Linked DNA regions of Homo sapiens: region 2 is linked to region 1. Evidence: chromatin contacts called from ENCODE Hi-C data. All regions are on one chromosome and are shown on one strand. Each heading gives the region's core, a stretch centred on a gene start or an enhancer-like site at or near the end of the contact. The rest is flanking DNA. Distances are from core to core; before and after follow the strand shown. Region 1 holds the start of PRKAR1A (protein kinase cAMP-dependent type I regulatory subunit alpha). Region 2 holds the start of HELZ (helicase with zinc finger).

Evidence for each region. A loop is a pair of places that touch in the nucleus more often than their neighbours do. Pooled maps may share reads with other maps.
Region 2: a loop to region 1 is called in a map of CD8-positive, alpha-beta T cell, with 30 times the contacts of the local background. The contact joins the promoter of HELZ here to the promoter of PRKAR1A in region 1. A Hi-C loop is called at or near these places in 2 of 168 maps with a recorded cell type or tissue (CD8-positive, alpha-beta T cell and natural killer cell) and 7 of 50 pooled maps.

What each region holds. Positions count from the first base shown.
Region 1 is chr17:68,511,102-68,513,848 of GRCh38, reverse strand. PRKAR1A (protein kinase cAMP-dependent type I regulatory subunit alpha) reads right to left here and starts at 1,419. Exons shown (of 11, transcript NM_002734.5): 1 at 1,301-1,419. RefSeq lists silencers at 949-1,458, 1,879-2,238 and enhancers at 1,529-1,618, 1,372-1,945.
Region 2 is chr17:67,243,744-67,246,536 of GRCh38, reverse strand. It overlaps HELZ (helicase with zinc finger), which reads left to right and starts at 1,341. Exons shown (of 33, transcript NM_014877.4): 1 at 1,341-1,389; 2 at 2,698-2,753. HELZ-AS1 (HELZ antisense RNA 1) reads right to left here and starts at 1,761. Exons shown (of 4, transcript NR_136398.1): 1 at 1,329-1,761. RefSeq lists silencers at 324-523, 534-623, 1,174-1,663, 1,764-1,813 and enhancers at 143-1,129, 1,130-2,117.

The DNA of each region.
Region 1 (2,747 bases), core at 170-2,669:
GGTAGAGATGAGAGAACTGGGCCTAAGGAGTGAAACTGTGTTTTTGTTTGAAACAACTAATGTATTACGAAAACCAAAAAGATAGCCACCGGTAATAGGACAGTATACGAACAGAAATGTACCAAAATTAATGCAGTCACCATGTAAATCCCTGAATAACCAGACTTCACAGTCTTAATATTTTTAATCGAGTTACCCGGATTCTCTATGTGTACTTATTTGTAAAGCCCAACAACCTAGCCTTCCCTCCCCACACACAATTATTTAACTGCTTTAAAACTTTCGCTGCATTGTCTCTATGTAAAACAAAACACTCAGATTCATTCTTTTGAAAATTCAGTTGTGACAAAATTGTTTCGAAAGGATTACATTCTGGGAAATAAATAAAAACACTTTGAGAAACTGTTCCTGATTCAGACCGCACCCCCTTAGACCAGCCAAGTTACGGCTCCCCTAGGGTCATCTTGAGTAAGTGTTTGCTTTCCTCGCTCTGCTAAAAAGACGGATCTCTTGGGAATCTCTCAAGGAGTAGGACGGTCGTCACCACAGGCTCTGAGCTGAAGAGGTTAATAGGTACCGTGTATTTTCTAGAAGAAGGGCAGGAAAATGCCCTTCACTTCACGTAGGCCACGGTCATGACCACAAAATGAAGGGAAGCCGAGACTTCAAGCTACGCCAGTCGGAAGGCCACAGTGGTGGCGAGGAGGCCTCAGGGGGGCAAAATTGGGAAAGGGAGAGAGGTGAAAGGGGACAAGAGGAAATTCAGGAGCCCGACTAAGACCGTCGTGTTGGGGGAAAGATCACTCCGCTATGAAGAGGAAAGGCTACTGCTAGCAATGACGAGTCGTCAAAAGTGGAGAGGAAAACTACCGGCTTACAAGAAGAGCCAGGACCGGCGGACGAGACGATGGCGGACCCCAGTAAAATAGAGCCGTTGTCCTTCAGGAAATGGGGGAGGGTGAGCGAAGAGGCCGCGGCGCGCGGGGGCGAAGGCGGCCGGGGAGGGCCGCGGAGGGCCCAGGGCCCCAGGAGCCGTGGGGTGGGGGCAGCGAGCGCGAGCGGGGCGGCTGGGGAGCCCCGCACCAAAGCCAACGCCCAGACGGCCTTGAGGATGCAGACTCGGAGCCGGGGGCGTGAGGCCTGCGGGGAGGCGCCCGCCGGGCCGGGGAGGGGCAGGGGGTGCGGCCGTCCCCCTGCAGGTCGCTCCCCGTGACGCCATCTTGGATCGGTCCAGCTCCCGCAAACCGGCTGCGAAGCGACGAAGCTCACCTCGCCTGAGCCCCCGGCCGACCCCACTCACCTGGGGACGGGCGGCGGCGGGCGCGAGGCTGCGGGTGCGAGGCGGCGGCGTACCGAGCTCCCTCAGCGCTTTGCTCCCAGCCCCGCTCCACTCTGCGATAGCGGCTAGGCGACAGCTCCACCGGAAACGGCCTGGCCGCAGCCAATCAGCGTTCGGCTACTGACGTCAATGCGCCTCGCTCTGGCCAGAACCGTCGCCTTAGCAACCTTAAGGGCGCAACAGCCCCAGTTCCTCCCCCCTGGTCGCTCTTGGAAGGACCCTCACTCTGCGGTCGTTCGTCTTCCGCCATTCTTTCCATCTTACTCGTCCCTTATCCACAGCAGTTTCCTCACGCCCGCCACTTCTCCTTTCCGCAGTCTCCCTAGCCCGGTTCTCTCCTCCTTCCTGCTCACCTGCCCCTCCTTACCTGTCCCTCTCTGGGTGTCTTGGGTCGCCTTTGTTCCTCCGCCTGCTCTTCGCTCTCTCTCCGCGCAGCTATCGTGCGCTTCCCTCTCGTCCCTCCGCTCCTCTGTCCACCCCACTCTCCCTCCGGCCTCCCTTGACGCCTCTGCCTTTTCTCCCTCCTTTCCACCCCCTCCCTGGCCGACCCACGTGGGGCGTCTCAGATGACAGGTGGGCGACTCCTCCCCGCAGCCCCTGCAAGGGAGGGCCCCGGGCCGGGGCGGGGAGAGTCCTGTCGCTGCCAGCCCCCGGAGGAGGTGGCGGCCCCCGCGGATCTGCAGCAGCTGCGCTGCGGGGCCGAGCGCGGGCGGATGGCCGGGATGCGCTCTCCGGGCCGCGCATCCTGTGCCCGGCCAGCGCCGCCCGGGCCCCGGGCTCAGGTCAGTCATCCGGTCCAGGAAACCTGAGCCCTGCCGAGTCTCCGCTGGGGCCGCTCTCCCCCGCCGGGGGTGCTGTCGTCTGTGCAGGCAACACCGTCCCTGTGGAAACCAGGCACGGGAAAGGACTTTGTCAGGGTCCAAGAGGAGGCCTGAGTCCTTCTAGAACCTGAAGTGCCCCCCCATCACTCCTGACCTCACAGAGGGAGAAGTGCAGAGCGTGCAGATTGTCAAAAATGCCCTGTGACCCAACAAGAAATCGCAGCTGTCCAGACAAGCTGCACTAATGGGGAAAATTCGGAGGAAAAGCGACTTTACTCTTTCAGCCATTTTTTTTTTCCATCAGAGTATCTGTCTAAGGAGGAAGAAAAGGGAGACGGTACAATTTTAGACACATCAAGTCTGTAACTCAATAAAGAAGGCCCATCAAGGAAACATGTCCAAGTGTCTGGCTAGGGGCTGCTTTAGTAGCATTGTATATATTTCTAGGGCCGTGTGCTTAAAATTCATAATGGATTCAACACAATACAAAAAAGCAAAATACACACATATGCAAGTGTCCAGGAGCTGTTGTAGTAACATTGTATATACTTCAAGGGCTGTATGTTTAAAGTAAATCATGAACTCAA
Region 2 (2,793 bases), core at 92-2,591, 1.3 Mb after region 1:
TCAACAGCATTTTGTACCGAATACAATTCGCAAGCATTCCTGTCTTGGAGAATTTTCTTTTGGGTATCTCCTTGTTGTAAAAACTTGCTTGGAAAAAAAAAAAAGCAACTGGAGCAGGCCTCCAAAGACAGCAAAGCAGGGACCAGAGGCTCTGCGGAGAGCGCGGGAGGAGGCTGACCAAGGGGCCTCCGTTGCTGGGGGGACCTGGGCGGCTGGACGCCGGGGTCAGTACGCTGCTCGCCCCGCGCAGCCGAAAGCGGGCGTGGTGTCGCGGGGAGAGGATGCCCGGCAGCAGTGTGGCCGGCGGGCTGGGGGTACTCGCCCGGGTCAGAGACCTCAGCCCGCGCCAAGGCGCCCCACACTTTCCAGCGCAGCGGGTCGCAGCCCGGAGACGCCGGGCGTCCCCACCTCCAGCCTCCCGAGCTGCAGCGGCGCCCGCGGTTCTCCCCCGACCCGCCAGGTGGACCCGGACTGGCGCACCCTGCTTTCCGCCCGGGACCCTCCCCCGAGCCCTGGCTGCCTCCGCGCCCCGCCCCGCCCGGAGCCCGCAGCCGGCGCCCCGGATTACCTGCCCCGGAGTCACAGTCCGCAGCCCGGACGCTCCCAGGGTGGCTCCGCGGAGCCTGGAGCCACATTCCTAGGGGAGGGGTCCCCACCTAGAGGGTCGCGGATCACGTTACCCGCCCGGAGGAGGAGACCGCGGGACACAGAGTAAACAAGGGGTAAAAAGTTGCATTTGGCTCAATTTTTTTTTTTAAATCGTGCTTCGACGCTGGTGGACTCGGGGACACGGCGTCCTCCCAGTTCCCGGAGCCCAACGGCCCCGGGGCGGTTTCCCAGGGCAGAGGCACCTCTCCGGGCGGCGGGTGCGGAGCTGGTCTGCGCGGCCTCTGAAGGCGACCCCGGCCGCTCGCGGGCTTCCTGGAAGCGCGGCCGCAGGAGCAGAAACGCTCACATCCACGCGCACAAATAAATCCGCGAGCAGCTCCGCGCCGCGCCGCGGGCGGCAAGGAAACCTCGGGTTGATTCAATGCAGACGCGGGGCGTCTGCCCGGGCAGGAACGCGGCGAGGCGAGAGGACCGGGCGTGGGGGCAGGGAGGCCGGGGCAGGAGAAAGGGAGAAAACCCCAAAGCCACGTTTTAAAAATGCGGGTGAATTTTCAATGCCGTCAGCCCGGGGGAGGGGAAGGGGCCAGCTGCGGGCGCCGGGGTCGGCAGTCCACCCGGGGCAACTTTCCGGGCGGGAGGCGCGGCCGGAGGGGGCGGCGCCGGCGGCGGGAGGCGGGAGTCGGGGGCCGGGGGGAGTCACTTTAAAGGCTCTTTCTTACCCATAATGCTTTGTGGGGACGTTGACAAGTGGATCCAAGATGGCGTAGAAAGTAATGACAGGTAAGTCCTGACTTCCCCCTTCTCTGCTCCTGGGGCCGCTCCGCGAGCTCCCGGAGCTCTCCGGGGAGGGGACCCGACTCCCCTCCGGTGTCCCGGACCCCGGGCGCGGCGGCCCCGGGGCAGGCTGGGGGCCTGGGCGGCCCGCGGCTGGGCCTGGGAAGCGCGGCTCTTCGAGGCGAGGCCCGGACGCTGGGGCTGTTTACAGCTTCTTCCCCTACTTAGTCCCCTTCCCCTCCGCTGGGGCCCGCAGCGTCCTGGGCCCTGGCAGGAGAGGGGGCCTTGCACGCCTGGCCCGGGAGCCTGCGGGAGGTTTCTCCGGCCCAGAGCACTCTGGGAGGGGGACTCGAGCCTCCCGGCACGTTCCCCTCCTCCGGGTCGCGGCTGGGGGTGGGGAGCGTGCGGGCCTCCCACGCCCCGCTCGATGCCCCCCCTCAGGCCTCGGACTTCCACCGGGTGGGGTGGGGGCTGGAGCGGGGGCGTGGGGAAAAGTGGGTCAGGCGTGCGCCCCCTCCCTCCCCCGCGGAGGGCTCTCGGCCCGAGATTCACTTTCTTCCCCCCTTTCCCCGCCCCCTCCTCGGAAATGCTCTTTGGCCCACAAGCACATCAACAAAAATAAAGATAGGCTCTCTTTTCCTGGAGATTCCTTGAGAGTACTCCAGTACCCTTTTCAAGGGCTCACAGACTGCAGTCTTACCTAGGGAACTTCGATTCCTCTCCCCTAAATTATTGGAGCCTTCTGCACCCTCGCCTTTGCTGAGAAATCTTCAGACAGGGCTGGAAGCCAGGGTCCTCTGATTGTTCTTGGATCGGGATCCTCAGGTTTTGTTTGCAGTTCAAAAATTGTCATTCCTTCTCCCTCACAACTTAACACTTCTCAGGCAAATCATTAATATAATAAAAAGTGTAACTTCAGAGACAGTGGATTCCTGGAGCGGGGGAAGGAGGGAGGAGTTGTCTGTCTTGCCTAGTTTGTTCTTAATTTTGCTCTCTCTTAAACTCATATTAATGAAATTTCCTCTCCTTCATTTCTTTATGTTTTTGAAAGTAAGGTCAGTCTGTGTTGAAAAAGATGATTTTATTATGTTTTTGAGTTTTAAGAGCATTGTATAATCTATTCTTTTACCTTACTGAAAGGAAATGTTTTAAGGTCAAAAACCAGACTCATTTGCAAAGCTGCACACTGTACCATTTTTGTAACTTTTTCCATTTTAAATGTAGATGCCCTTTCACTTCAGGCTGATAAAATGTTTGCTACTGATAATGTCTGTTACTGGTGTTGTATGGAAACATCTTTTCTATTTGCCTCAGGATTTGGATGAAGTAATGGATCACTAATGAACTACAGTGCTGGTGAGATGTGTAAGGTGAGACTGCAGTTAAAAATGATTTCCTTTTTTTCCTTCT